Linked DNA regions of Homo sapiens: region 1 is linked to region 2. A link is a loop called in an ENCODE intact Hi-C map of the cell type or tissue named here. Cell type or tissue: A673. All regions are shown on one strand. Each heading gives the region's core, and the rest is flanking DNA. Links, peaks and the distances in the headings are about the cores only. Region 1 has its middle 80 kb from the start of LINGO1-AS2. Region 2 holds the start of LINGO1-AS2 (LINGO1 antisense RNA 2).

The links. A loop is a pair of places that touch in the nucleus more often than their neighbours do. Peaks named below come from ENCODE experiments on the same cell type or tissue, not always from the same donor. Only the 100,000 strongest peaks of a DNase experiment are listed, where the experiment ranks them.
Region 1: it touches region 2 in a loop (3-fold over the local background); 3 of 110 quality-filtered maps call a loop at or near these places.

What each region holds. Positions count from the first base shown.
Region 1 is chr15:77,733,012-77,748,016 of GRCh38, reverse strand. It overlaps a transcript of LINGO1 not described here. Among named protein-coding and RNA genes, the nearest start is that of LINGO1-AS2, 80 kb to the right of the region's middle. RefSeq lists enhancers at 6,344-6,855, 7,369-7,880, 7,881-8,394, 8,395-8,906, 9,934-10,447 and 1 more. In A673, for the core only: no CTCF peak of the experiment used is centred there; DNase peaks (open chromatin) are centred at 8,226, 8,896, 9,086, 9,376 and 1 weaker place; H3K4me3 peaks cover 605 bases; H3K27ac peaks cover 8,000 bases.
Region 2 is chr15:77,652,298-77,667,302 of GRCh38, reverse strand. LINGO1-AS2 (LINGO1 antisense RNA 2) reads right to left here and starts at 7,252. Exons shown (of 3, transcript NR_120362.1): 1 at 7,138-7,252; 2 at 217-343. It also overlaps a transcript of LINGO1 not described here. RefSeq lists enhancers at 1-483, 6,457-7,378. In A673, for the core only: CTCF peaks have their summits at 7,401 (motif pointing left), 11,946 and 12,145 (motif pointing right); DNase peaks (open chromatin) are centred at 7,372 and 12,122; H3K27ac peaks cover 5,764 bases.

The sequences.
Region 1 (15,005 bases), core at 4,296-12,295, 81 kb before region 2:
TCTTGGCTCTGCTACACACCAGCTGTGCGCCCTTTGGCCAACCACCTGACCCCTGACCCACAGCATGGCCACTGCTGTCTGGCACGCAGCACACACGTGGTACCACCCACCCACCCTCCTCCTCCCTGCCTCCTTCCTCCACTGACGTGTGGAGGTGGGTAATGACTGAGGGTATGATTCTCTCTGGGATAGTTTCACTTTAATAAGAGACTTTAATGCCTCCGAACCCCAGCGGAACGATGTTTCCCTTTAATGGTGACATTTCAGGCATGGTGACAGCCGTGGGGAGATTCTGGAGGCGGGGGCCCGCCTGGCTCTGCATTGGTGCAGCCTCCTTCTCTGGCCCTTCTTCCACTCCCCTCCCCCAGGGCTCACGCTGCTGTCTTGCAGGCAGGTCAGTGTTTTGTTAATTTGATTGAGGGATCTGTTCTGAGTGTGCTCACTCTACAGCTCCTAGAAGCCCAGACTGGGAATTGGTGGGCATTCTGACACAGAGAGGGCCAGCCTGAGCTCTGCTCTTCTAGGCAGTGAGAGGTTACAGAAAAAGTAATGAAGAGGCTTGCAGGGGGAGTGATTGACCTGCTTGGGGGAACCCTGGAGGTCTTGTCCCAGGGAAGAGTCCCTGGGCATGCTGAGCTGAGCATGATGGATCTTATCTGTTCATTAAGACAGCACCCACCCCACCCCCAGGACCTGTCTGCACTCCAGATGACTTGCAATGTCCCCTCATCCACTCAGTGCTATCAGAAGTGCTCCCAAACCCTGGCTGTGTTGCCAGGGGAGAGGAGGAGGAGGAGATGTGGCCCCCTGCTAGGCCTGGGCGGGGGACCAAGGGACAGGGGACTGGAGCTCTGGAGGAGCAGTCCTGGGCCTGCGGATAGGGTGGTTGGGTATTCTTCTTAGCTAACTCAGTGGAGCTAAAGGCAGGGAGGGTTTGAAGAGGTCCTGAGGGAGAGGTCCATGGGCCGGGCCTAGGTGCCTGTGTTCTAGTCCAGATTTTGCAGCTGATTCCTGTGTGACTGTGGGTAAGTCCCTGCCCTCTCCTGGCCTAGATTTTCCCATCTGTCCAATGGGGGTTTTGGTCTGGGCCAGCTAATCTATGGCCCCTTTCAGCACCCTCCTTCCCTGGGAGTGGGGGGTGGTCTCTGGAGCTCAAGGAGCTGGAGAGGGGTGGGAGGCAGATGTATGTGCTGCTGTGTGCTCTGGCCAGCACATTCATTAAGCATCTGTAAGATGGATACACCCCCCAGTTCACCTGGCACATGAGCCTCTGGATTTATTTCTTCCTGAATGGTGCCATCCATCATGTTAGCTTTGCTGCCAATGGCGCGGCTGGCTCCTGCCTGAGCCTCCTGTAGGATAGGGTGCCTTGTTATCCTCCAGGCAGGGCTCCTCGCCCCCAGCCCCCAGCCCCCAGCCTTGCTCCTGCACCTGACCACCCATCAACTTCTGTGGCATGGGGGCAATTCTACCCCTTAGGTCTGCTCTGGTCCCCAGCCAGACCACAGGTTCAGGGTGCTCTAAGGAGTTCTGGGGCAATCAGGGCTGGCTTCTTGAAGGAGGTGGCAGTACTGGCTTTAGACCTAAAAATGTATCTAGGCAGGAAGTGGACAGGTGGAAAGAAGACTAAGTGCTTTCAGTATTGGCGTTGAGGGAGGAATGGAATTCATGGAACAAAGTGAGGGAGGTCCCATGCTTATACTCATGTTGTTTATACCCATTTTGCTTATGAAAGCTACCCAGGCAACAGTGTTTATTGACTGACTGATTGATCCTGTCCCCAGTTCATTTTTTTTTTTTTTTTTTTTTGAGACAGGGTCTCGCTCTCTCTCCCAGGCTAGAGTGCAGTGGCATGAACACAACTCACTGCAATCTGGACTTCCTAGGCTCAAGTGATCCTCCTGCCTCAGTCTCCTGTGTAGCTGGGACCACAGGTGCATGCCACCATGCCCATATAATTTTTTTTTTTTGTAGAGACAGGGTTTCACTTTGTTGCCCAGGCTGGTCTTGAACTCCTGGGGAGCCTCCTAAAGTGCTGAGATTGCAGATGTGAGCCACCGTGCCCAGCTCCTGGTTCTTATAATTTCTTGTTCTTTCAGACTCAGGTGCTCTTTTACCCTTCCTAAGTGGCTCAGGAACTATCTGGTGACCCCACCCCAGCCTCCATCACACAGTCCCCCACAACATCCATCCCTGCTAGAGGCATGCGGAATATGGCAAAGTTTGCCCGACCCTGGATAAGCCACTTCATCTTTTGAGCCTTGGTTTCCCCTTCTATGAAATAAAGATGGCTGGTCTTGCCTGCCAGGGTTGTGAGGAAGAGATGAGCAATTGTGTATGAGGTGATTGGCACAGGGTCTCGTCCGCAGCAGGGTCCCAATGCATGTGGGTCTCCTCCTTTATCCTGAAAAAGACCTGCAGGTTTCACTGAAGAAAGGACATTTGAGATGGTCTCCAGCAAATGAATAGAAGCTCACGCTCAGTGGGCAGAGCCGCCAGGTTGGGGTGGCAGTGATTCTGGATTTCAGCAGGACACATGGAATGGTGCTAAGGGTCTCTGCTGGGGACAGCTTTTTTTTTTTTTTTTCTTTTGAGACGGAGTCTTGCTTTGTCGCCCAGCTGGAGTGCAGTGGCCAGATCTCGGCTCACTGCAAGCTCCACCTCCCGGGTTCACGCCATTCTCCTGCCTCAGCCTTCCAAGTAGCTGGGACTACAAGCGCCCACCACCACGCCTGGCTAATTTTTTGTATTTTTAGTAGAGACGGAGTTTCACTATGTTAGCCAGGATGGTCTCGATCTCCTGACCTCGTGATCCGCCTGCCTCGCCTTCCAAAGTGCTGGGATTACAGGCGTGAGCCACCGTGCCCAGCCTTTTTTTTTTTTTTTTTTTTAAGACAGAGTCTTGCTCTCTCGCCCAGACTGGAGTGCTGGAGTGCAGTGGTGCAATCTCGACTCACTGCAACCTCCACCTCCCAGGTTCAAGCAATTCTCGTGCCTTAGCCACCTGAGTAGCTGGGATTACAAGTGTGTACCACCATGCCCGGCTATTTTTTTTTTTTTTAAAGTAGAGATGGGGTTTCACCATGTTGGCCAGGCCGGTCTCAAATTCCTGGCCTCAAGTCATCCCCCTGCTTTGGCCTCCCAAAGTGCTGGGATTACAGGCGTGAGCCACTGTGCCCGGCTAGGAAACAGCTTCTTAAGCAAGGTGCAGTGGTTAAGGGTGAGGCCTCTGGAGCCAGCCTGTCCAGCTGTGATCCTGGCTGTACTCAGTAGCTCTATGTGCATGACCTTGGGCAAAGCACTAGACCTCTCTGTGTTTTGATTGCCTCCTCTGAAAAGGGGAATACTGATAGAACCTAGCTCACAGTCTTGTCGTGTTGATTAGATGAGTTTATACATGTAAAGTTTAGAATAATGCTGACTACATATTAACTGTTTAATACAAGTTAGCGGCTTTTGTTATTTTATTTTATTTTAATTTTGATGTAGGGTCTCACTTTGGTTGTCCAGGCTGGAGTACAGTAGTGCCATCTCGGCGCAGTGCAGCCTCAACCTCCCGGGCTCAGGTGATTCTCCCACCTCAGCCTCCCGAGTAGCTGGGATTACAGATGAGCACTGCCACACCAGCTAGTTTTTTGTATTTTTAGTAGAGACAGGGTTTCACTATGTTGCCCAGACTGGTTTTGAACTCTTGGACTCAAGCAGTCTGCCCACCTTGGCCTCCCAGAGTGCTAGTATTACAGGCATGAGCCACTGTGCCAGGCTGGCTTTTGTTATTCTTACTGAGGGTCAGAGAGGTTAGGGACTTGCTCATAGACACGCAGCTTGTTAATTCCAAACCTATGCTCTTTCCTCTGCTCCAGGCAGCCCTGGTGTCTGCCAGAGGTGCCTGATGTGCAGACAGAATCCAGGCCTCGTTTGGGGAGAGGTTGAGGCAGGCTCTGCCCACGGTGAGTTCTCTCCCAAGGCTCTTTAAGAGCAGGACCTTGTCTGTCTCACTCACTTCTGTATCCACTGGGGACCCTCAGGACCTGGCGTATAGTAGATGCTCAAGAAATACTTGTGGCTTGGCTACAGATGGATCAATAAATGAAGGCAGGGAGGGTTACCTGGTTGCTCCTAGGGCTTCTGGCGCTCACCATGGGAGCCTCTCACACCTCCATCTTCTGTTCCAGATTGGGAGGACTCCCCCACCCCCGCAGTCTGGCTTTCAGCAGCACCCCCTTCAGCCCTTTTGATGCCCACCCAGCTGCCTGCCTCTCCCTAGGAGGCAAATCTTCAGCATCCCTCCTGCGCCCCTGGGTTCTCCCCGCTTGCTTGTTAACTCGAGAATAACTCCCCAGCCAGCCCTGAACACGATGCTTTTGCCTCTGCTTTTATATTGCGTTGTAATTTGACTGTCTAAAGGTTCTTAAAGAAGAGAGAAATGCAAAATCATTCCCTACTCTGTGCCCACAGTAGATTCTGTCTCCAGGAGGGATGGAGCAAAACCTCCCAACCCTCTTTAGACTGGGGGTCTTTGCAGCCTACCTGTCTTTAAGGTAGGGTACAGGGCACAGGCCTGAGGCCAGGAAGCCTGGGCTCTGATGCTGTCCCCTCAAGAATCTGTGCCCCTCTTAGTCCCTTGACTCCCTGTAATGGGGGAAAGGAGTCATGCCCCTCCTTTTACAGAGTACATAGGGGCCCTGGGGCTCTCTGTCCCCTCTGCCCTGCCCCTGGAGAACGCTGGGTGCTTGTGCCAAGCAGAGTGGGTTCCCGGTGAAGGTGTGCTGGAGGTGGGCATAGGTGGATGGAGGGAGGAGGGAAAGGTGCTGCCTACGACTCCTCAGTGAGGCCCTCCTGGCAGGGGGAGCATGGGGTAGGGGGTAGTCCGGAGAGCCAAGGCAGCATGGAGCCCAGGAGGGCTCTCCTTCCACCCCCCACCCTTTCAGTCACTCCATCTCTCCCACCTTCCTCACCAGATTCTTCTCAATTTCTGAGAAGGTGAGGTTGGGCGTCGGGCTGGGGGCCCTGTGCACCCGTGCACCACCGTGGGTTCTGTCCATCCTCTCACCGCACCCCAAGCTTTCTTGGAGCATCGTGGAAATGCACTGGCTGTGAGGGTGGACTCCTTGTGTCTGGAACTGCCAGGGCTGGTCCACACCTAGCTGCTGAGAATTCCTCCCCTTCCAGCTGTTTCCTTCTTACCCTTCCAGCTGTTTTGGCAGGCTCTCTTCTACAGTCTCTGCCAAAGGTGAAGCTGGCCGTGCTCCCACTCTCCCTGGACAGCACACCAGTCTTTGGAATTCGGTCCCCCTGACTGCCTTGTAACACCAGCTCTCCAGCAGGCTAAATGAAAGTTATGGTTTTGCAGAATATCCAGCTTTTTCTCATTGTTAGCTGGGAGGGATGCTCTCTTGTGGCTTCTACATCCTGGATGAGGCAGAATCCCTCTGTCTCTGGCTCTCATGGTTAACAGCTTTGGATTTACCCAGATCTGGGTTCAAATTATGCCTCCACCAGGTGCTGGCTGTGTGCCTTAGGTGAGTCATCCCCACCCTGCACCTTAGTTTCCCCTCTGGAAAGGGGGATACTGGTGCCCAGCTCAGTGAACTGCTGAGAGGGAGGTGAGCTGATGTGCCCGGCACCTGGAAGTGCTCAGGAAGTGGCCATCGAGTGGCTCTGTGAGGCTCTGTTCACTGTGCCTCTGCCTCCCAGAGGCTGTGGGGAGGAAGGCCAGGGAGCAGCTCTGGCTGGGCTGGCCTGCAAGCCAGGGTGGGGGCCAGCCTGGGCCTTCTCACCTTCAGAGGCTTTGGAGAGAACACTCTCCTCCACACGTGTCCCCGACAGCTTCTCTGGCCCAGTCTGAGCTAGGCTTGTGGGGCTCAGTCAGGTCCGTTAGCTCCCTGGGAGCGGCCCCTCTGCCTGGCCTCTCATCTTACCAGTGCCTGGCAGTAGGCCCCGCCCTGCTTGGATGGGTCCATGGAGCTCCTGGGCACAGAGGGTGATGCTCAGCACCTTTGCCTGGCATTGGAGGCCCTGCCCATTGTGGATGGCCCAACCCCCCCTCTGCCTTTCTCCCTTGCCCATCTCTTTCTCTCCATCTGAACCAAGGATTCCTCTTGGCCCCTCTCCTCTCTGGTTTCAGCTGAGGTCTTGGGAAGTCTTGTGTTTCGACATTCTAGGTGAGAACATTCTAGGCCAGGCTTTCTGAGTATGTATGGGGACAAGGGCTTCTTTGGCCCCCAGAAGCAAGGCAGGGCTGGTTGCACAGAGCTTCCTTTACCTCCAACTGTACCTGATGCCCACAGAGCCTGCAGCCTCAGGGGACTGCACTGGGGAAGCTGAGGCGGGAAGCTACTTGTCTGCGGAACCACAAGGTCAAGCGGTTTTGTTTTTTGCTGGCAGTGGTGGGCCCTGGGGAGAGCGGCTGGCCACAGCATAGTCTGTGGGGCCTGCGGCCTGCCCCTCCTGGGTGGCCAGGCCCTGTTTCCAGGGCTGCTCTTGGGGATGCTGGGGCCTAGGCTCCTGAGGACACCAGGGAAGGGTGGCCAGGGGCCTTCCTGGGGCAAGAGCCCTGGCCTCTGCTGTATCCTCTAAAGGTGGCTGGGGTAAGGGGTCCTCAGGGCCCAAAGGCAGAGGGTAGAAAACCTGAGACTGGCCAGGGAATGTTCCAGGAGTTTCCCAGCCTCTCAGGACAGTGTAATGTGGGTGGGGCGGGGGTTGGTTCCCTAAAGGCTCAGGCTTGGGGTGCTGCTGACTCGTGTTCCCAGGAGCTCAGCCAGGCCAGAAGCCTAGAAGGCAAAGAAGCAAATCTAGAGGGGGCACCTCTGGGGCTTTTTGCAGGGTGTCCCCTGCTGAGAGTGCCTTCCCCAGCCCAGCCAATGTCTCCTTCCTGGAGAAGCACTTCAGGTGCCTCTTGCCCCCGCTGGCCTAGGTTTGGGCTTCTCCAGGCTCCTGGTTCCCTTCCTTGGCCACATGGTAGGGTAGCTGCCTGACTCCTGGTGTGTGAGCTCTTTTGGGGGCGAGGGCAGGGCTGGGGGCTGGGAATGCCTGAGCCCCAGGAGATGGACATGTGTGGACAATGACTGCTTAGGGACAGGAGGGAGGCTGCTGCCACCTTTGGCCACTGTTGCCGGGCCGCATAGCTCGGCAGAAGCACTGCCTTCTTGGAACCTCAGCTTCTCCTTCTCCTCCTGGCCTTTTGGGGGTTGAAGGTTAGAGATCTGCTTGGGCAGCCTCGGTCTTTAGGTGCCCACCTCTGCAGGTCTTTTCTGAGCCTCTGTCCCTGTTGCCCTGGACTCCCCACCCTACTATCCAAATCTTTGTGTATTCAAAGCCCCACCCTGCCCCTCCAGGAAGCTCTCCCTGATGCCTCCAGCCCTCGCTGATTGGAGTCAAAACCTCCTGAGGGTGCTTCCAGTTGCTGTCTTCCCCTTGACACACACCCTTGGCTGTGAGTGGGGCACCAGGTATGCAGAGGCCCCACAGCGTGACCTGTGTGGGCAGGTGAGCCTGTAACATCCCATAACAGGCCAGCGTGGTCTGTGCTGGGTGGGGAGGAGCACAGGCGTGGAGCCACTGAGGCAACATTTGTGCTGCATCTTGGAGGGAGAAGCTGGAGACAAGAGGGTCTTGGGGGCAGACATCAGGCTAGGAAAGGCCTTGAATGCCAGGTAAGTAATTTGGGGACCTGGCCTTTTTCTGCAGGCAGAGCACCAGGGGAGAGGCTCTAATTGGATGGCACACTCCTGGGAGCAGACCCTTCCCATAATGCGTGGAGCCCTCCACCCACATCCTCTGTCTGGCGGTCTCATACTTGTTTTTCAGACCTCTGCTCCAAGGACACTTCCTCAGGGAAGCCCTCCCTGACCACACTGTCCATGCTGTCAGGGCTCCTTGGCTTTTCCTTTAAAGCCCTCATCCCAGTGTGTCTCCCACCCAAGTGTGGCCATTGATTAATGACTGCCTCTGCCACCAGGCTTTACAGCCACTGAGGGCAGGAATCAGAAGGGTTTGGTGATCCCCTAGGTCCCCAGCTCTCAGCTCAGTGCCTGGCACAGGATAGGTGCTCCATAAACACTGGCTGAATATGTGAATGCATGCAGGGCACAGAGCCCAGGAGCAACTGGCTGGAGGGGCTGCTGGCTGATGCATTGGGGGGAGGCACAGACCTCCAGGAAGCAGGGGCAGCTCCTCTGTTCCAGCCATCCCAGCCACCGCTGTGCTCCCTTTGTGTATCATAGGTGGCTCTTTAAAGAACCACTTGTAGGAACAAAAGCTGTCTTTGGCAGCACCTCAGTGGGTGGGCTGGGCCTCCTGAAATGCTTTGAGAACAGGTGGACTGAGCCAACTTGTCACCCCCAGGCTGGCTGGTAACTCTTGGGAGAGGGAGCCGTCACAGTGGCAGGGGCCTGGGAGGTAGGGTGATTGGTGGACCCAGCCCTGACCTCACCAAAAGTATTTTTAAAGCTTGCAAGAGAAAGGGGTATTTTAACCTTTGTTCCATCAAGGCATCCCAAGGGAAAAAGGAGGGGAAAGGAAGGAGATGGGGAGCTGCAGAGGGGCACAGAAGTAGGACCAGGGGCTTCTGAGGGAGGGGAAGCAGCCCCTGAGGCCCCCAAGGGGTTGGTTTTTTGTCCCTGGCCCTTTTAAATTTTTTAAAAGCTCCAAACAGCAAGAGGGACCGTGGAGTTCATTATATCGAGTTATCTCCTCCGTTTCAGGCAAAGATCAATCTTCTGGGTCTTGCAGCTCCAAGGGGGGAAGGGAAGAGAAAGAAAATGGAAGGCGAAAGGAAAAAACTCCCTGGACCAATTTCCGCTGCGAACACAATTACTGGGCTGCCTGGCAGCGGCACCAGCTGTTGGCAGGCATCCTGGCCCCCCGCCGGTTGCGTTCAGCTGCCGGCCGCCCCCAAGGCTCCCTCCTGAATGGGACAGGTTGGCAGGTGTGAGAGCCGCAGACTCCCTGGGGTGGGGGCTGCTGGGCCTGTTATCCCAGGGAGGCTGGGGCCCCACTGCTGTGCAGTGTGCGCTGCTGCGCCAGCTGGCCGGACCTCAGTCTCGCTTCCACCTCCCTGCCTTTGCAGTGTGTCCTGCCTGCTGGGCATGCCCTCTGGCTCCTGCCTGCTTCTTCATATGGGAGGCAGTTCATGTAGGGAGTAAGAACACAGGCTTCGGAGTCTGGTAGAGTTGGCTGTGCCCCTTCCTTCCTTCCTTCTTTCCTTCCTTCCTTCCTTCCTTCCTTCCTTCCTTCCTTCCTTCCTTCCTTCCTTCCTTCCTTCCTTCAGCAAATATGTATTGACTGTCTCCTGGGTGCCAAGCACTGCACATAGTACAGAGGTGAATCCAGAGGTGAACAAGGTGGCTTCGGGCCCTGCCTGCCTTATGGAGTTTATGTTGTGATGAGGAGGCAGACAGGAAACAAGGCCACACATAAATAGACAATATAATGTCAGGCGGAGGAAATGCTTAGAAAATTGGGAGAGACTGGGGTGCATGGTGGGCATTTTACCTAGGGTGCCTAGGGATGGTAAGAGGGCTCATTTGAATGGGATGGTAAGAAAGTCTGGGGGAAGAACCTTTGGTAGAAGGAGCGAGAGGGCAAAAACCCTGAGACTGGCCCGTGTGGGAAGGAGGCCAATTATGGTGGAAGATGATTTCTGAGAGGTGGGCAGGGCCTCGAAGGCTTTGGAGAGAGTTTGGACTTCAGTCTGTACCATGGGCTTATGGCAGGGAGCCACAGGGCCTGATTCTCTCCGTCATCGTGCTGCTCTGATAGTTTGGGGCCAGAGGTGGAGGCAAGAAGCTGAGTGAGGGAGGAGGCTGTTTCAATAATCCAGGCAAGAGCTGGCCAGGGCGGGGCAGAGGAGCTGGGGGAAGCAGTCAGGTTCTGGATGTGTTCTGGGATAGACCTGATAGGGTTTGCTGATGGCTTGGGTATGGGCCGAGGGAGAAAGAGAGAAGTCAAGGCTGAGGGAAACATAATTTGGGGATAAAAATGAAGAGTTCTGTTTTGGACAGGTCTGTTAGATGAGCAAGCGGAGATGACAAATAGGCCTCTGAACACGAACTGGCATTCAGGAGGGAGCTGAGGCTGGTGAGAGGGACCTGGGGGCACAGCAGGGGTTTAAGCTGAGGAGTGTGCAGACAGGATGGGATGGAGAGGATGTCCTGGTGAGCCCTGGGGCCTCGGATGCTTGGAGGGAAGTTAGGTAAGAGGGGAGAAGGTGTAGGAGGACAGCCAGGAGAGGCCGAGTCCTGGAAACCCAGAGATAAAATGTCACCTGATGGAGAAAGCAATCAGCCATGTCAGATGCTGCTGAGAGCTCAGGGACCAGTGAGGGGACAGAGAGTGACTATTGGGCTTGGCAAAACTGAGGTTTCTGGGGGACCTTGATAAGAGCAGTTTTGTGGAGTGGTGGGGACAGAACTGGAGAGGGAACTGGAAGTGAAGGGGTGGAGACAGTAGAGATAGCTCTTGAGTTTTGCTATTAAAGGGAAGCAGAGAAATGGGAGGGCATGTGAGGTCAAGGAATTTCCCTCCTTCCCTCTCTCTCTCTTCCTCTCCCTCCTTCCTCCCCTTCCTCCCTCTCCTTCCTCCCCTTCCTCCCTTTCTCCTTTCTTCCCTCCCTTCTCTTTCTTTTACAATATTGAGGCAAATTGCTCTGCTCTGTGGCTTTGGGCAAGCAGCATAACCTCTCTGAGCCAGTCTCCTTTTCTGCAGAATGGAGGTGACAACCCAGATGTTACTGGATCTGATGCACAACAGGTGCTGAGTAAATGGGAACTGTTCTAACTTAGGGCTCACATGGGGAAATGGACAGTTGCAGATCAGTACAGATGTTTTATGGAGGTCAACTTGGCAGCAAGTATCTACATGTAAAACGTGGATACCCTTTGATCTACCCTTTTGGAAGGCACCCAGAGAAATACTTACACATGTGTTCAATGAGACAGGATATTTTTTTCCAGCAATGTTTGAAATAAAAAATTGGAAACACCTAAGCACTCATCCTTGGGGGCCTGATTACACAGGTGAGGGTACACCCCACGTGGCATGCCTCAGTGCAGCACCATGAAAGCTCAGCTGTGACAGTCCGTTAGGAAAACATGCTGGAACTTCACAGCCCAGATCCAAACTTTGGCTCCACTATGCCCTGGCTGTAAACTCAGGCGGCTTACTGGTCACCACTCTACTCTGCACCTCAGTTTTCGTTTCTTTTCTTTTTTCTTTTCTTTCTTTTTGGTTTTTCTTTTTTAGAGATGAAGTCTCATTCTGTCACCTAGGCGGGAGTGCAGTGGCACGATCATAGCTCGCTGTAGCCTCCACCTCCTGGGCTCAAGTGATCCTCCTGCCTCAGCCTCCTGAGTAACTAGGACCACAGGTGCACACCACCATGCCCAGCTAATTTTTTAAATTAATTTATTTTTTTTGTAGAGACAGGGTCTTGCTATGTCACCCAGGCTGGTCTTGAACTCCTGGGCTCAAGCGATCCTACCCCTTCAGCCTCCCAAAGTGCTGGGATTACACGTGTGTGCCACCACATCTGGCCCACTTCAGTTTCTCATCTACAAAATGAGGATCAACACAGCACCCACTTAGGGATCTATTAATAGGATCAGACGAGTTAAGAGGTACAGCACTCAGCCCAGGGTCTGGCACACAGTAGGTGCTCAGTGAGCACAAGCATGGTTATTGCTATGTATGGACAGGGAAAGGTCTCAAAAATCTGTTGTGAAGTGAGGAATGCAGGTGCACACAAGCACAGGTGCTGTGCTCCCTGGTATATACCCCTATGTCTGTGTGCACCTCAAGTGATCCTACCCCTTCAGGTAGGATTGCACACACATTTGCACATGTGTACAAATGCACAGTTAAAGTTTCATGCCAAAGGGATGGCAGTCAGTACCTCTGGAGAGGTGACTGGGAATGAGAGTGTTTACTCTACAGACTACTGTATTTGAACCTCTTAAAAAGAGAATGCTTTCATGTGTTATTTGCATAATAAGGCCATAATATGTGAAGGTAGTCATTTAGGTCTTCACCTCTTTTAGGAAGCCTTCCGTGACTGCACCAGCCCACAGCCCTCCCCTGTCAGATCGCCTTAGTGTTCAGAAACCACATTTCCACTATGGCTGCTGGGAGTAAGATATGTGTGCACACATGCATGTGTGTGTATGAGTGGTCTCCCATTTAGCCTGTGAACTCCTTGAGGGTGTGGGCTTTGTACTTTCCAGGCTGGACACATCTTCAAGGCCAGCAGTTCTCAAAGTGTGATCCCCAACCAGCAGCATCAGCATTACCTGGGAGCTTGTTGGAAATGCAGATCCTCAGGCCCCACCACCCCCAGGACCTACTGGTCAGAAACTCTCGGGGTGGAGCCCAGCAAGCTGTGTTTGCACAAGTCCCAGCAACTCTGCTGCACCTGCCTGTACTGATGGGAGGCACAGTTAGGGTCCCAGGGTGAGCCAGTGACAAAGCTGAGACTGGGCCCAGGTAAAGACCTCAGGCAGACATGGGAAGGTGGCCCTGGGTACTCCCTTCCCACCAGCTCCTCTGTGCTCCTTGGGACCATAAGCCACACGTGGCCTCAGGAGGGAGGATTTGAGGTTCAGCCCTGTGTGTCCAGGAACCAGAGAACTGTGGCTTCCGCTGCACACAGGTTTGGATAGGTGGGGGCTGCGCTGCAAGTCTAGTTTGTATGTCCTCCGGGGCTGTGCGGGTGCCTGAATCCCAGCCTGCTGTAGCCCAGGCCCTTGCTTTACCGAAAGTGCAATCTTGACTCTGGAATGAATGTGGCATCTTTAGGCTTGCCCGCAAGCTTCCAGAGGGCAGGGTCCAGGTCTCCTCCTGCTCTATCTGGCCCAGTACACAGGGAAGCCCAGGCTGGGCAGAGACTTGGGTGGGGTTGACTACAGGACGGGTCTGCAGGCCCCGATCTGACTGTCCTCTCACCTCTTCCCTGCTGTCTCTTTGCAGGTGTCCCACCGAGGAGGCCCTGATCTTGAGCCCGGAGCCCTGAGCCCTGAGACGATGCTTGAGTGAGTTGAGCAGCTGCTGTCTGTGTTGGTGGATGCAGCAGGGCCAAGGGGTCTGTGCAGAGCAGCAGCCCTCTCTCTACCACCTCATTCTCCCCTCCCATCTCCTGGACCCCCCTTTCCCTTCCCCAGCCATGTTCCTGGGGAGGGGCGCTTTTGAGTCACTGGGCGAGGTAGGGGGTGGGAAGGTTTGGGGATCAGCTTTTAGGAAAAAGGAGGAAGGCAGCTCCCTGGTCTGATGGGTCAGGGTTATAGGCGCTGGGGGCCCTTGGAGAGCAACCGCTGGGGCCCTGGGGAGTGTGGGTGCCTGACCCAGGCACCAGCCAGCCTTGAACTTGGGGATCCTGGAGGCTCCTCCTGGAGGAGGAGCAGAGCTGTGGGCCACCCAGGTAAGGTGGGCGGCCTGTGGGGGACAGGCCAGGGAATCTGTTGGGGCAGGGTGTGCTCTGGGTGGTCAGGCTCTGACCTTAGGGCCTGGTTGTACTCTGTGATAAGCATTTTTCAGACACTATTGCTGTGTCTGGGGATCACTGTTAGATGAGGGGCGGCAAGGCTGACCCCAGTAGCCCCCAACTTTGACTTCAGTTCCAAGGACACTCTGTCCTGGGAATGATTACAGGGAGGGTTTCTGGTTTTGTTTTGTTTTGTATTTTAATTAAAAAAAAAATTCCATGCTCTCCCTCCCTCTCCGGAATTCTGGTTTTAATTTGGTGTCAAGGGCCCAGGCGTCTCTTCCGAGTCAGCCTTACCTATGTGCTCAGGAGGGAGCAGAAGGGGTGTGAAGTTGGGGAGACGGCACCCCTCCTCACAAGCCTGCAGCAGCAGTACTAGCGGATTTGAAGTAGTGGGGGCTGGAGGGGTGTGGCTGTCCATCCTCCACCCTGCCCTGGCCTAACTTGCCGCACGGCCCAGGGCAGGGGTTAACTGAGATCGGGAGTTAGGGCTCTGGCTTCAAATTTCCGTATCTGTAAAAGGGAGCTCCTCGTAGCTCATCCTCCTGAGCACTGTGTCGTGTGTAGAAGGCCAAGTACGAAGAGCCTGGCACACAGTTGGTGCTCAATAGATGTGAAAACACACAGTCATTTTGCAGCAGAGTCTTGGAAGGAGTTTGAAGGACTCTGGGGATCGGAGAAGTGCAGCCCTCGGCAGCTCAGACACCCCTGCAAGGGCCAGTGCAGCCTCCTGTCATTTGGGAGAGGAGAAACTACGCTCAGTGGACCTAATCCAGGCAGACTGCGTGGAGGAGGGTTGCTAATTGTGATTAATTTGTGTTGGTTGATCACCTCTTTTTAAGTGTACAAGAAACCATCTTCATACTTTAATTAGCTCATTAATCTTAGCAACAGCAAGCCATGAGAGGGAGCACTTTGTTCCCTTCCTGAGGCCTCGGTCGCGAGGTAGGATTTGGTCTTGGTCTCTACTCCAGGTTCCATGGGTCTATCCGTCTCTCTCCCTACACTTTGTCTCCCAGTGGTGGGTTACCTGAGAGGAGGGCTATGGTTGGAGGCCACGCCCTTGGCCACCATATCCTCTGGTCAGGCCCTCAAGGGTCATGGCATGGGGGTGGGAGCTGGAGGCTGCATCCATGAAGATGTGTGTGTGGACCAGGCAGCCACAGCCAGCAAGATTGTGAGAGGGAGCCCCTGGGCTAGTCTCTTGGGTTCTCTGTCTCTGGGGCACGTCCGTCCTTCCTGGACATGCCCTCTTCCCTCTCCTCCGTACTTGGACACTAACAGCCCCCTCTGCTCGGAGTGTGCCTCCTCTGAGAAGCTACCCCACAGTAACTGCCCTCAGCTGCCATCCTGTGGGTGGCTGAGTGGGCCCCAGCCCCACTCGGTTCAGTGAGAATGAGTTCCAGGCGCTTGTCCTGACCTAGATGGGGGAGCTGTGGGGGTGGCTGCTGCACGCTGAGAGGGACTGGAAACAGGAAGGAGGGTGGGCAGGCAATTCAGGGATCTACAGACACAGGCTTCAGTGGAAGGG
Region 2 (15,005 bases), core at 4,382-12,381:
AGATAGCCGGAGGTGGGAGAGCAGCTCCTCAGCCCTATGCTCTGCTCCTCCAGTGGGAGAATGCGCTCCCCTCCCTTGCCCCCGGCCACACTCCGATCTGCACAGCTCTGCTGGTGCTGACCTCCACAGCAAGGCAATCACATGCCCCCCTCATCCATGCACTGTTAGGATCAGAAAGGCTAGGATTAGCACTCCCAGACCCCAGACCCTCCTTACCCATCCACTTCAGGCTTCCCCTCCTCCTTCTTCTTATCCAGAGAATTCTTGGGTCAGTATCCTCTCCTCCAACCACATTGCTCATCTCAGTGTCCCTCTGGCCAGACTTCTTTAGATCTTTTCATTCCTTGAACACAAGAAGCCAAGCCACTTATCATTCAGAGAGGCTGAGTTCCTCAGCCCTTGCCACCTGCCTGTCTCCTGTGCTGCCAGCCTGCCCATTTGCTACATGCCTAGTCTGGGGCTGCTCTGAACTAATGATCCAACAACTCATAGTGGCAGGGCTTGTTTTTTGAGTGCTTATGATGTGCCAGGCACTGTTAAAAGCATCTTACAAGCATTTGATCTTCATAACAATGCTATGGAGCAAATATACTTAGCATTCCATTTTATAGAGAAGGAAAACTGAGATGCAAGGAGATTAAGTTAGCTGCTCCAGATCACAAGGTTGTTAAGTGGTGGGCAGCATGAATCAGGCTGTGTGGCTCCCAAGCTCTTCTACTGAGCCATCACCCTCCTCTGCCTCCAGCTTCAGCCCCTAAGTCATTTCCTTCACCTGCATCTCTTCCCCTGTGTGCTCCCCAGGGCAGGCAGAGGCTAATCCCCAGCCCCTCACCCAGTGCCGGCTCACGGTAATCAGCAGATGAGGGTAGTAGTGACGACAGCACACTCATCTTAGCCCCATATTACGCAGGCCCCATGGCTCCCTCCCATGTTCTCTGATGTGTGCCTGCTGCCCCCAGGAGCGCTGCACACTTTCTAACAACAGGTCCTCCACCAGGGCTGTTTGCTGAATGAGAGGCGAGCCTCTGACTGCAAGACTCCTTGAGGCAGAGAGAGGCAGCCCTGCCCACCAAGGAACACCCACTCAAAGGGGACCTCGGAAACTTGTGTCTCAGCTCATAGACAGGACTTGGCGGAGATGTCCACATGTTCATGTCATTCATTCATTCACTCATTCATTCATTCATTCATTCAGCCAACACTTGCTGGATGCTGTGTGCTCTGAGCCAGGCCCTCTGGAGGGTCCAAGCACACTGAGATAAACAGGTCCTCGCTGTGCCCTGGGGGAGCCCATGGCCTTGGTGGTGGGGAAGCATAGCCAGGGCTCACCAGTGCTGGGGAAAACTTGCTCAGTGAGCCAGAACCAGAGCACCGTGTGGGGGTGGCTGGGATGGGGGAGAGAGGCTGCACAGAAGAGCAAACACTTGAATGGATTCACTGAGGAAAAGGAGGTGTTTTTAGGCTGAGGGAGAGGAATGAGTACCACAGGCAGAGGGAACTGCCTGTGCAAAGGCCCTGGGTCTGAAAGGGCCCAGGACACATGCAGGGCAGCCTGGAGGCGGGTCAGCTCAGCATCTCACCTCACCTGCCTGGCGGAGGGTGCGGTGTGGGCAGGTCAGCGTCTGCAGGCGGGTGGAATTCCCAGCATGGCGACTAAGCCAGCTAGCTGTGGAGGGGATGTGTGAGGACAAAGGATATTCCTTGGGTTCAGGAAAGGGCCACCTGGGCTTGGGCTGGCCTGAAGGGCACTCGCAACTATGGTTGCACTCATCTGTGCTGGGTCTCCCAGGTCTCAGAGCTCCCAGGCCTCAAAGCAGCCCCTCCAATAGGCAGAAGAGAGACTGAGGCCCAGGCAGTGGCAGAACCCTACCCAGGGTCACACACAAGCAGTGGGTGAGCAGGAGGTTCCCACTGCCCTCTAGCAGGATGTTGGGGTCCTTGACAAGGAGCAGGGCTCTAGCTGTCAGGGTACAGGGCAAAGCGTGGTATCTGCCAAGCATGGAGCAAGGCAGGAAAGGCCTGGCTGGAGAGGACATGACACAGAGCCCACCAGAAGGCTGAGGGTTGGGCAAGGGGCCTTGAGTGCTGGCAGAGGAGAGGGCTTGCCTCTGGAGTCACCTCTGGAAGCTTTTCGAGGATTTGGCTTGAACATCCTGTGGACAGTCTCTGGGGAAAATGTCTCTCATACACCTCATGGGGCTCAGAACAGCCCACAAGGGAACCAGGCGTCCCTGCCCACATGTGCACAGGCAGGGACCTGTATACCAAGATGTGCGCCCACCTCTGTATGAGCTCAGGCACACGTGTGTACAAGCATGCCTCTGTTTGCACATGCAGATCTCTGTATGTGTGTCATATGTGTACAGCTGTGTGTTTACAAGTCTGAAGGAGCTGTCCCTTCAAGTACAATTCTGTATCTGTATGTGTGTACAAGAGCCCCTGCCACGGCCAGCAGCCCCACAGGGACACACCCTTCCCCTCCCACTGGAGTCAGATGCTCCGGAACTTGCTGCTCTCAGGCCTGGGTCCAGCCCTCCCTGGCCCATCTCAAGGCCCTCCCCCTGAGTCCTGAGGTTTGGCCTCCTGGGGACAAGGCCAGCCAACTTGGACCAGGTAGGGGCTCCTGGTGGATAGAAGTAGGCATCAAAGAAACAGCTCAGGCTGGGAGGAGCCCTCCAGCTCTCTTTTGTGCAAGCCACCTCCCCACACATACCTGAGTGCCTGCCACAGGATGCTGACCTACCCTCCCCAGCCACTTACACTGCTCTCCTGACCGGGAGCTCACTGCTTCCCAGGGAAGCGCCTGGGGAACCTATGGGACGTTGCCTCGAAAGGAGATGTCAGGAGTGCCAGAGGATGGGGTCAGGGCTTGGCCATGACCCCCCAACCATCCACAAGGCCTGGGGCCTTCCCATAACAGACAGGCCTGGGGCACCAGCTCCTGGTGGCAAGGCCAGGCCCCAGCATCCAGGGACTTTCACCTTGTTGTCAAGAGCGTATTTCAGCTATTAGTGACAGTGGCCAGGGATTTGGGGAGGATTTCTGTCTCATTTCCCAGAGCTTTCAGCAAGCCTCCTCCCTTTCCACCCCTCCGCCTGCCAGGGCTGAGAATGCAAACGCATGCGCGCGCGCACACACACACACACACACACACACACACACACACACACACTGCTCCTGTGTGGCAGAAGAGAGGAAGGGAGAGAGAAATCTGGGTCAGTCTCCCAGGGAAGGCTCTGTGGCAGCTCCCCACCTTCCCCAGCAGATGCTTGGTGTTGCACGCTCAGCCGAGGTCCGAAGGCAAGGCTTGCCCGGGTCCTGCCCCAGCCTCTGCCAGAGGGGCTCTGCCTTGGGAGCCCAGGCTTGCCCTGCTTAGCCCCTCCCTGGGCCTCCCTGTCCAGGTGACCTCACTCTTGGGCCTGAGCATTTCCTCTGCCAGGCCCCAGGACTCATGGGTCATTTATGCCACACTCAGCTGATTGCATGGAGGGTGACAGAGGCTCTCCCCATCCCCCACTCGACCCTTCAGCTTCAGCCCCTGGGACTTGGGATATGAGCGGCAGAGTGGTAGGGGAGGCCCGTATCTCTGGAACTGGGGCGTGTAAGCGCACCCCCACGCAGAGAACACCCAAACACTGAGGAAGGACCCCTACTGGTGGGATTTCAGGCAGTGGGGCAGGGGCTGGGGGTCTGGGTAGGATGCCTCAGAGGTGGGAAGGGGTTTCTGAGAGAAGGGCAGATAAATACCTGAAGATGTCACTGCCATTTCAGGATACATCTTGGGTGGGGATTTAGCTAAAGCCCTGAGTGGTTAAACGGGTCCCCTAGACAGGACCAAAGTCCAGGGTGGAGTTCTACCCCACCAGTGAGCTCAGGCAGACGTTCACTGGACTGGGTGGCAGGGGGAGGTGGCAGGGTTTCCTGCCTGAACCAGGCCCTATTTAGCCAAGAAAACTGAATCATGGGGAATGACCACCGTTTAAGCCACCCAGGGATCCTGGAAGCCTCCCCACCCCCGACCACTGATAGACACCAAAGCCGCTTTCTTCTTCCGCCCTCGCACCGCACACAGTTCTAGGTGACCCAGCACATCTCTGCTTCCTTCTACCAGGGCATGGCCATGCGTGGGGAATGTTTACTGAATGCAGGAAGAGATGGTTGATTTGATTTAAGTTAGATATTAGGAAGGACTTCCAGATGCCACTGGGGCAGACTTAGCCCTGGACTGGATGTCTATGGAGGTGAGGCTGATCCTCAAAAAGCCTGTCAGGTTGGGGGTGACCCCCGGCATCCCCACCTTCCCCCAGAGGCGGAGTCCTGCCTTTCGAGTGTGGTGAAGCACCGGCTTCCTTCCTGCAGGGGCCTTGCTTGTCCCAGAGCCTCCTGCAGTGCCTGTCTTTTTCCCAGCCCAGGGAGTGTGGGTTCTGTGCGGTGGTCAGCTACTGAAATATTGCTGTCATCGTGTGCATCTGTTGGTATACACATGTGCAGTGTGTGTGCCTGCGTGTGACCAAGCTGAGGGCACATGTGCACAGGATGGCTCAGGAGTCAGTCCATCGACTTCAAAGTATTTTAAAATATAGAACCAGAGACCTTCTGGCTTCAGAAGGGGCTAAAAGGATTGATTTTTAGGTCACAGAGAGGCAGGCAGGCCTGCCTTCACCCACCAGCCCTTCATGGAGTAGAGACCCCCAGGCTGGGCATTCAGGGAAACCCAGGGCCAAGGAAGCTAGTCCTTGGCCTTGAGCTGGGGGCTGCTAAAGAGGAGTTAGAGGGGGCTGGAAAGGCTTCAAGAGAGGGTGGAGGGTATTGGCTTTGAGAGAAGGTGAGGGTGGGGTCATGTTCTCAGTTGGGGCTGGGCAGCCTGTTCCCTCTTTGAGAACCTCATAGAAAAGGGTTTCCTGCCCCCTCATCCCCAAGGGCTCCAGCCAACCCCATCCTTCCTCCCTCTGACCGCCCTTCTCTCATTCCCCACAGCCAGGCCAAGCTGTAACTTAGTGCTCAGAGGCCCCTTGGGCAGGAGCTGGGGCAGCTGAGCAGGGTGGGGTGGGGGTAGGAGCTACCAGTACCACGCCTTCCCTCTGCTAACCCTACCTGACTGGGGCTGTGCACTGGGGCCCCAGAACTGTGTAGGCCAGGGTCACACACACTCACATATGTGGGTCCTCCTGGATCAATGGGGTATGGAGCTGGAAAAGGTCTAATTCAATCTGTCAGCCAGTTATAAGTTATTGTACTGGAAGTGGCTCTTGCCTCAACCTACCTACCATCTCCTCTTGCCCCATCCAGAGGTCATGGAAGCTCCCGTTGAGGGGAGTCGGGCAGGGTGGGTGCAGGCAGCATCCTGGGCAGGAGTGGCCCATGAGGATTGGGAAAGAATCAGAGACAGCATCCTCTCCTCCAGACCATGGGCCCTGGAAGGGTCTCCAAGACTCTCTGGGTCAGCACAGCCCTTGTCCACACAGGGAAACTGAGGCCCAGCAAAGGTAGAGGGCTGGCCTGTCCCTGTGTGAGATGTGGGCCATGCTGTCTCTGTTTGCTCAGGCCCCGCTGGGAAGGGCAGGAGGGAAAAAGAAGCAGAGGGTGGGGCGATCAGTAGGGGAAAGAGGACAAGGGTCTAGGGTGCTGTGAGGCACACTTCAGGCTGTTTACCCAGCAGTGTTTGAGCCCTCGGGCCAGAGAAGGTCTTGCCTTCTGCCCTCTCAGGGATGGTGGCCCAACCCAGGAAACAGATAGTGTCTGGCGCTGAGTCTCATTGGGGGCTTCAAATGAACTGGCAAGGCACTGTCATTCCCATTTCATAGATATCCAAACTGAGACCCAAAGAGAGGCCTGCCTCTGGGAGGTCTTCCACAGCTGAATACCCTCAGCGAGGAGGCTCTGCTTGCTGCCTGAGGCAGAGCTGGGAGTAGCTCCTCTGGGAGGGTGGGCATTGGGGGCAGCTTGTCCCCAGGACTTCCCAGCCTTCCCTGTTTGTTCCCATGCTGTCCAAGAACTTCTTCTGCAAGTCTGACCACAGTCCCTCCTGCTTTAATTTCATCCCACCACTCATGCGAGATCTTGTCAATCCAAAGGTCTCTCTGTCCCTCTGCCTTCTTGGTGTGGGGTGGGTCTGGGGGCTCAGGCACTGTCCCTGCAACCTGGCTGGCTCCTGAGGGCAAGGGATGAAGCTAACCCATCCCAGCCTGCCCACCCAGGCCAGTTTGAAAATCGGCTCGCCTTTGCCCAGCATTGCAATTCTCATCACAGCCTCTGCCCATCTCATTTCTGTTAAACTCATTTGCCAGCTGAAGGCCTTCATTTTCCACTCTGTTTGCCCATAATCACCCCCTGACCCTGTCCTGTCTCCCCAAACTCTCCCTGCAGTGCCCAGCACTGTGATGAGCAGGCAGCCAGGCTCAGGCACAGCCGCAGCCCTCCATCCATCCCTCCCGCCTGTCTTGGGAAGAGGCCTGTGCTCCAGGCAGGGATCTCATCCCTGCCTCTGTGCATTCCTCTACTCCCAAACCAGACACTGGGAAAACTACAGACAGACTCTCAGCCCTTGAAGGCTACTCACCCTCCACTCTCTGCCTGTCCACCCAGGCCAGGAAGGCACTGTTCTAAACACTGTGCATGTATGAAGTCCCTTAATTCATCCACTAGCCCGAATGAATTTCTAATTGGTGGGAGTTTAAGGAGAAATGTTGACAAAGGGAAACTGAGGGAGCAAGAGGCAAACTTCTCCCTCCTCCAGGGCTCCATCCCTGCTCCCACTTGGTACAGAGAATAGAGCCCAGCTGTTGCTGCAAACCATGTCAGGCATCTGCTGAGGTCGCCTCGGGAGAGCAAGGGAGACTCTGCTCTCCCCCCAGGGCTCACCATTCTCCCATGAGATGCCTGCAAGGGTGGGGCTTCAGGCCAGGCACCCTCCCCTCCGGATCTCAGAGCACCCCTGAGAAAGTCCCTTGGCGCCGAGTATCATCACACAGACTGTGGGAGGAATCAGAAGTAATGTCCTCTGAGGCCTCGGCACCCCTCCACGTCTTACCATGGCTGAACCTCCGCCTGGCCCCCTGGACACCCTTGACTCTACTCCAGGCTGGACATGCCCGAGGGCCCATTTCTAAGCCTATTTACCATGAGCCTCAAACGAACCCTATAGAGTGAGTGGAGCTGGGACAAGGATCCCCATTTTGCCGGCAGGGAGATCGAGGCTCAGAGAGGAGAAGTAACTGTGCCAACTCCTCCTCTTCAGAATGGTCTGATGATCTCTTCCTGGAGCATAGTGTAGGGAAGGGTTTATTGCATTCTAACAAGGACTTTCACTATTTTAAACAGAAGAATGTGCAATAATGGTACGATTCCAGGCCCCGCCCCTTTCCTCTCCACCAGGAGGTCTTCTGGTTCCCAGGGTGCCCTCTGCTGGAGGAGGCTAGGCAGCTGCTCTAGGCTGGCCCCACCCCACCCCACCCCAGCCTCTCCCGCCCCACCAGCTTTCAAGGTCAGGCTGCCTGGTAATACAGTAATTGATCTGGGAGACTTCCATTATAAATCTGCCAGCTGGCCAGGTGGCACGCCCCATGGTCCATCCCATCCAGCCCCCCATGGTAATGACCACTCCTCTGTTCCTGTGTGGGAAGGTGACTGGCCACTCTTTGCTTCTCCCCATCCACTACCCCTGTAGGCAGGAGCCCAGGGACTCTGAACTCAGACAGAGGTGACATGGTTCTGAACTGACCTCACACTTCAACTGCTGTGTGGTCTCAGGCAAACTACATGCCCTCTCTGAGCCTCCATGTCCACAACTGGAACATGGTTCTGGTCAGATGGCCTTAAGGATCCACTGTGACAAAGTGGGAACCGAAAGAGTGTCCATTGTGATGAGGGCTCCCTTGAGACCTCTGCTTGAGGGTCCTTGGATGGGGGAGTCCTAGGTAGGGCATGATTGCACCTGTCTCTCTCAGCAAGTCAGGGAAGACTTCTTAGAAGAGGTGGCATTTGGGCTGGGTCTTGGAAGATGACAGGACTCCCTAAGGTTTGGGAGTGGGGACAGTGGTGCATGGTGTTCTGGGGACGGCAGGAAAGGGTCCTGTACAGAGCCATGACCAGCCCAGAGCATTAGGGTTTTTTCCTTGCAAATCTAACCCCATCAAGCCCTGCTTATACGCTTCAGTGGCTCCCATTGCCCTACGGCTGAAGTCCCAGCTCCCTGAGGAAGCTTCAGATCTAGTCCCAGCCAGCTTCTCCAGGCACCCAAGCCACTGCCCTTGCCCCCAGGGCTCCAACCTTAATGAATTTTTAAAATTCTCTACAATCTGTGACCTTTGCACCAAGCTGCTCCCTAGTTTGACTCAATGACCACAATAAAATTGAATCCTGTGACTAGATAAAATCTCCACTCCACTCTATTCCAGGGCCCACGGGCCCTTTGTGATCTGCCTGCCTCCCTTTCCCCTGCTCCTCTCCCACTCCGTCCTCGCTCAGTCTTAGCTCCTCTGTTGCCCCCCAGATCTTCACATTGCTGGTTTCATCATGTTCAGGACTCAGCTCAAGTGTACTCAACCTAAAGTAGCCTTCAGGTGACAGTCATCCTGGTTTGCCCAGAACCGAGGTGTCTCCTAGGATGCAAAACTCTTAGTGCTGAAAGCAGACATTCCCAGACAAATGGGGATGATTGGTCACCCTCATTTCTTTCCAGTCCCTACTGCCAGGCCTGCCTGCTTTCTTTTCTTCCTCTTTCTTTTGTTGGAAGTCCCAGTTTGTCAGTCTGTTATTACTTGCGGATCGGCTGCCTTCCCCTGGCCTTGAGCTGCTGGAGAACAAGCCTGCATCTGCCAGTTCAGCACTGAGTCCCCCTTGCCCAGAACCACGTGCGGTGAGAACGGTGCTCAGCACCAGCACCAGAGCATGCCTGGTCAGTGTTTGTTGAGCGAATGGGTGAAGTGTGTACACAGACTGTTTCACTGTGGACCTGGCCTCTCCTCTCCTCTCTGGGCCTCAGTTTCCCATCTGTACTACAAGGGTGGGCTTTGGGAGTCCCAGAGAGGGCTCTCCAAGCCCCAGTGCCCCCACATGCAGGAAGTGAAGAGAAGAGCTACTGCCCAGCTCGGTGTGAAGGGCTGGGCATGCGCCGGACTCCAGGGTGGGCAGGGCAGGGCGGCCCTGCTGACGGGGAAGTGTCACAGTCCTCACCTTCCTAGACATCCCGCCGTCACCTGAGGGCCATTTCTGGGCCAGGCCGTTGGTCCAGACCCCAGGTTGGGGGCATCCAGAGTGATGGTGCCGACTGCCAAGCCCCACTCCCCTCCCACCCCCGGGAAACAGATGGCCCAAGCTTGGGCGGGCGGCAGAGACGGGGACTGGCATTTGTGTGTGTGTGCGGTTTTTTAAAAATCTGACACATTTTTGTCACGTCTTGGTGCATCAGAACAGTAAAGGAGGCGGGAGTGTGAAGAATGTTTTAACTCGCAACTTTGTAACAGTTCCAGTTTCTCCGGGCCTCCTCCCCCTCCCTCAAGCCCCCGCGGCGGAGCCTCCAAGTCCATCTGTTCCCGAATCTCTACTCCCTGCCCCCCTAAATCCATCCCTCCTTCCTTCAGTTGAGGGGGAGAGATCCTCAGAGGAAGCAGCTTGGGCCCTTCAGAGGACCCTGGGCAGGGAGGCAGGGGACCTACTTCTGGGCCCGGCTTTACCCCAGGCTCGCTGTGTGACCTTGTAGAGCTCTAACCCTCTCTGGGCCCCATCTGTGTGCTCCTAGGGGTCAAGCCTATCCCCTTTGGGGTTCCTTGATTCTGATAGTCATGGGAATGTCTGGGGAGAAGAGTTGGAAATGGAGTGTGCAGGAGGGATCAAGATGGGGAGTTTGGGGATTCAGGACACCCAGAGAGAATGGCCTGAGCTGGTGAAGGGGCCACATTCATGAACACTGAGTGGGTCCCAACCTTCACTGCCCTCAGGCTTGGGGCTTGCGTTCCCCCACCCCCGGCCCCTCATCCACCTAGCCTGCCCAGGGTGGTTCTTTCAAGATGCCCCATGACTAGCTGAGGTCTGGGGCAGCTACCTGAGGTCAGGGGAGGGAGGAGGAGCCAGGCAGTACCAGGGACCCAGGCATCCCTGTCTGAGCCCTAGAAAAAGAGGCAGGATGAGTATCAAGCCTTAGAAGATTTGCTCCTCAGCTGCCATCCCTCCAGTCCCCAAGCTTGCCTGGCATTAGCTTCCATTTTATATGTCATGGAAATGCCAACTGTCCTCGAAAACCAAGAGTCCACACAGCTGGTAGGAGCTGCCCTGGGTGGGCACGGGGAGAGTTTAGGGGCATGAAGGGGCAGTGTCCTGTGGCAGCTCAGCCAAAGCGAGGGCTCAAGCCTTGCTCCCTCACTGCACAGCTCAGAGACCAGGACTGCTGGGCACCTGTGCAGTAGCTTGGGATGGGGTGGGGCTGGCAGCCAGGGTGCCACTGCCAGGGACAAAGAAACCAGCTCCTGGCTGCACTCCTGTTTTCCCCATCCCTCCACACCTAACATGGAACTCCCAAAGTCCAGGGCATGTATCATGGACAAAGCCAGAGGGACGGGGGAGGCAGAGGGTGCCTAACACACTGGGGGCAGCTTCTGAATATCACCCCACATATCTGCATCCTGGGGAGGGCCGAGGACAGGACTGGGAGTCCCTGCAGGAGGTGGTCTCGTGTGCCCAAGAGGGTGAGCTCTGGACAGGGCAGCCGAGGGAACCAACATGGCCCCCGTTGCAGCCCAAGCCCCAGACCCCAAGGCCCCTCTGAGCCGGTGCCACACGAGTCTCACCATATGGGCGCAGGGCGGCTGCGGGGGGAGGAGCTGGAGTTGCCATGAGAACCCGCACACTGGCATTTCCTCTTTTGGGGAGGCTGAACCATACTTCGCAGGCGGTGTAGGCTTCTGAATCCCATTTCTCTGTGTTTTTTAGGAAGGGAAAAAGGGCAGAGGAAGGGGGTGGAAAAAGACAAGGAGGGAGAGAGAGAGAGTCAGAGGCAGCCAGGAGGGAGCAGTGGAGCTGTCTGGGGCTGCAAGGGTTGATCAGGGACCTCCTTTCCCCAAAGCTCAGTCCAGGGCCAAAGTGGGGTCTGGAGTTCTCTCTGATTCGTTGTCCAGGCCTTGGGTAAACCTCTTCCTTAAAACACACAGCCCTGCATCCTGCCTGAGATTCAAGTCAACTCTTTGGGCCCTTTCTGGGTTCCTTACTGTCACCCCTGTCCCCTGAGTGCCCAGCCCTGTGGGCAGCCACACTGGAAGCAGCAGAGGGTAGAGGACGCAGACCCTGCTCCCAGAGTCCCAGCAGGGGCAGGAGTCCACCCTAACCTGAGTCCACAGCAGACTTCCTGGGCTTTAGTAGCTTGGCAGTGGAACTCCACGTGACCGGGGCAGAAGTGGAAGGCTGCTTGGAGAACAGGAAACTACACAGAGGCAAGCAATGGGGAGGAGAAGGCTGGGAGGAGGGCGAGAAGGTGGGGAGCTGGCAGGAGAGGCCGGTGTCCACCCATCAGCCCCACCGTCTCGTCAGGAGCTGGGGCTGGGTGTCCTGAGAACACAGGCTTGGGGTAGACAGACCTGGGTGTGAATCTGGTTCCATCTCTTCATACCCCTGGCAAATGAACCTCATTAGGCCTCAGTGTCTCCAGTCTGTAAGATGGGTATGGTGGTACCTACCTTGAAGGTTTCCAGTGGTGTGCAGCCAGTGGAGCGGCCAGAGTGGCTGTCATTAAATGGCAGCTGCTATTGGTATGGTCACCCAGGTCACGGTTGCCGGCATCCACTGGGGACACAGGGAGGAGCAAACGGATGTGGTACTGATCTCGGAGGAGTGCCCACCTTGAGCAGAGGTGTGGCGGTAGGACCCAGCGTGTCTATGTTTGGGGAGGTGGCATTGTAGGGAGGGGCTATCCTGGCAGAGGAGAAGGTGGGATGGGAGGAAGAAGTCTGTGAATGTTAAGTAGGCAGTTGGGAGCTGGGGCAGAACCAACCTGGGCCCAACCCAGGCCACATGGGCAGCTCCAAAGCAGAACTGGCCCCGTGGAATCTCTAGCTCTTCTCCAGCTCCTCTTCCTGGAACTTCACCTGCTGTGTCTGGGGCAACCAGCCCTCCTTCCAGGAAGTTCCCTCCCGACCCTGTAGGTGGAGCTGCCATGAAGAGAGGCCAGCACTGCGACATTGCTCTCTCAGAGCTTCCTTGGTGTGACACCCTCTGGACTGCCATTTCCCAGTTATAAATGGGGTTATGGATGGCTGTTTTTCCCTCCCCTAGGGGCTGAGTGGGAACCCATGAGATGAACGGGCAAGCCTCCTTTAGGGTGTGTCTAGGGAAAACAGGAGAGAAGTCTGGCTTTGTTCCCTTGAGCAGAGAGGAAAGGGCGGGGGCGTGGAGCATCAGGGCCACCTCAGCTCTGGCTGGTGCCTCCAATAGCAACAGAGCCCAAGTATTGAGTCCTACTCTGTGCCAAGATCTTTACGTCTCATTTCGTTCTTACAATAACCAGGGAAGTAGCATTATTTCCATGTAACACGGGATGAAAAGACTGAGGCTCAGAAAAGGACAGTAACTTACCCAAGATTACCCAGCTAGTGGCAGCAGAGCCAGGGTTAGAACTCAGCGCTGTCCAGCTCTCGAGCCCTTTCCATTGACCTCTCCAGGTCTCTCTCCCATGACTCCCTCCACCTCTCACAGACTGGAGGCCCCTATCTAGCATCTCCGGTGGGCCACAGAGAGGATTTCAGGGGCATTGTGCTCAGTGATGGGTTGGAAATTAGGAGAAATAGGTGCTGAGACCCCAGCCCCAATCCCCACCAGCTGGGCTCTAACCATACCTAGCCAGCCTGAGGTAGCCCCAGGACCCCTCTACTTAGGGAAGAGCATGGTCTTGGCATCCGATGGATTAAGACTGACTCTTAACTTTGCCACTCACTTACCCTGGTTCCCCCCAGCAAATTTCTGGACCTTTCTGAGCCTCCCTTTTGTCATCCAGAAAATAGTGGCACTGGAGCAGTCAGGCTAGGCTAGGTTTTGCTGCAGTAACAAACAACCTCAAAATCTCAGAGATTTCAAACAACTCACGGTAATTTCTCACCCCCATTCCAAGCACGGGATATCCACTCCTCATTGAGGACCCCAGGCTGAGGAAGTGCCTACCATCTCTACCTGTGCATCAGTTACCATGGTAGCAGGAAGAGGCGAGGCCAAGGCCACCCTGGGTCTTAAAGCCTTCTCTTGTAAATGACACTTGTAACTTCCACTAACATGTCATTGGCCAAAAGCAAGTCACATGGCCATACCTAATGTTAAAGGGGACAGAGAACTGCAGTTCCACACCAAGTGCCTAAGAGGAAGAAAATTGGTATATTAGTTAACATTCCTTAATGACTCTCACAGGGAACTAGCACACAGGGATGCTGTCAACATTCAGTGAACTGAAGGGAATGGGAGCTTGGCACACAGAAGGTACCTAATAAATGTTACTCTTTTCCCCTCCACCCCAGCTCCAAAGAGATCCAACCCCTCTTCCTTTCCGAGCCATCTCTTTCAGATGGACTGTTAGGGTTGATAGGCACTCCCTAAGTTGAGCAGGAAGACTTTTGCTTCTGGGGTAGAGACAAGTAGCAACTTCCCGAGGGGCACATGGCATGGTGGCAGCTAAGGCAGGAAGAGCGGACGGACACCCTCACTCCCAGCTGGGTAACCTGCCCCTGGTCCCGTGCCTCGTTTAACAGATGAAAAAGCAGCAGATACCAGTAATACCTTGACTTTATTAAGGGCTTCATAAGATCCAGATCAAATTACATCTCCTGCAATCGAACAGTTAATTCAATTCCACTCAACAAATGTTCCATTCAATACCAAGAGGGCCTGGGGTAGTCTGGATGGCCCACCAGGCTGGGGAGGCCCCTGTCACTCAGCAACTTCCCTCATTCCTCAGGAAGATACCAACCTCCCTGGCTGGAGGCCACAGGTCTGCCCTAGAGTCTAGGGTCAGTTCAAGATGAGTAGCCAAGGCCTGGTGGGGAAAGAACAGCAGGCAAGGACAGTGACTAAAGACTTTGGGGTCACTTGAGCTCACAGAAACCTGGAGCAGCAGATGGAGCCTCAAGACCCCTGGAATCCAGAGCCACCTTGACCATCAACCTTGAGTCCAAAACCACAAGGCTGTGTGACCTTGGGCAAGTCACTTTTCCTCTTTGGGACTCAGTCTCCCCCAATTAAGGGGTTGGCCTATGTCCGTGTCCCCACCTTTGACATCAGGATTCTGAGAGCTTCTTTGCCAATCTGCATTTCCCCCTTCCCAATCTGAGGTGGCTCAAATAGGAGAGAGACCTGATCCATCCACCCTGTGTGGCCCTACACCCACTGGGCTGGGCCCTGAGGGTCAAACCATGCACTCCCCGGCAATAGCTCACAGTCAGGGAAGGAAACACAAAAGCCAGGTGGGGCGACAGAGGCACACTCCCTCCAGGAAGGGTCACTGATTGCCAGCCATGGCACAGACCAGACAGGCTGTAGGTTAAGCCCAGTTTCCTTCCCTCCTCCCGCACTGTGCTGGCCATTGACCACCACTGGGCTGGAAAAATCCAGGACTCCCTGGTGAAGGAGGAATGGAAGCTGGACCCTGAACCACTTAGCTGGGCAGAGATGGGAGCAGGTTCCAGGTGGAGAACAGCAGGAGCAACAGCTGAGAGGTAGGGTATGTCTGGAGTGGGCGTGAGTGACAGACGTCACCTGGAGGATATATTGACACAGGGAAATGTGATTTCCGTATTCTGGCAACACACACACACACACACACACACACACACACACACACACACACACACTCTCCCTCCCCAGCTGCAGCTGTAGGTAAGAGATGTTGGAGTTGCTCAGGAAGACGGAAGAGCTGTCAGTCATAATTTCATAGTGCAGAGAAGGGATGTCCCTGGAAGCCCCAGAGACGCTTTCAAGTCCCCGGGGACTCTGGGAACAGACCCCCCTTCTACCCAATGAATCAATAATAGCAACAA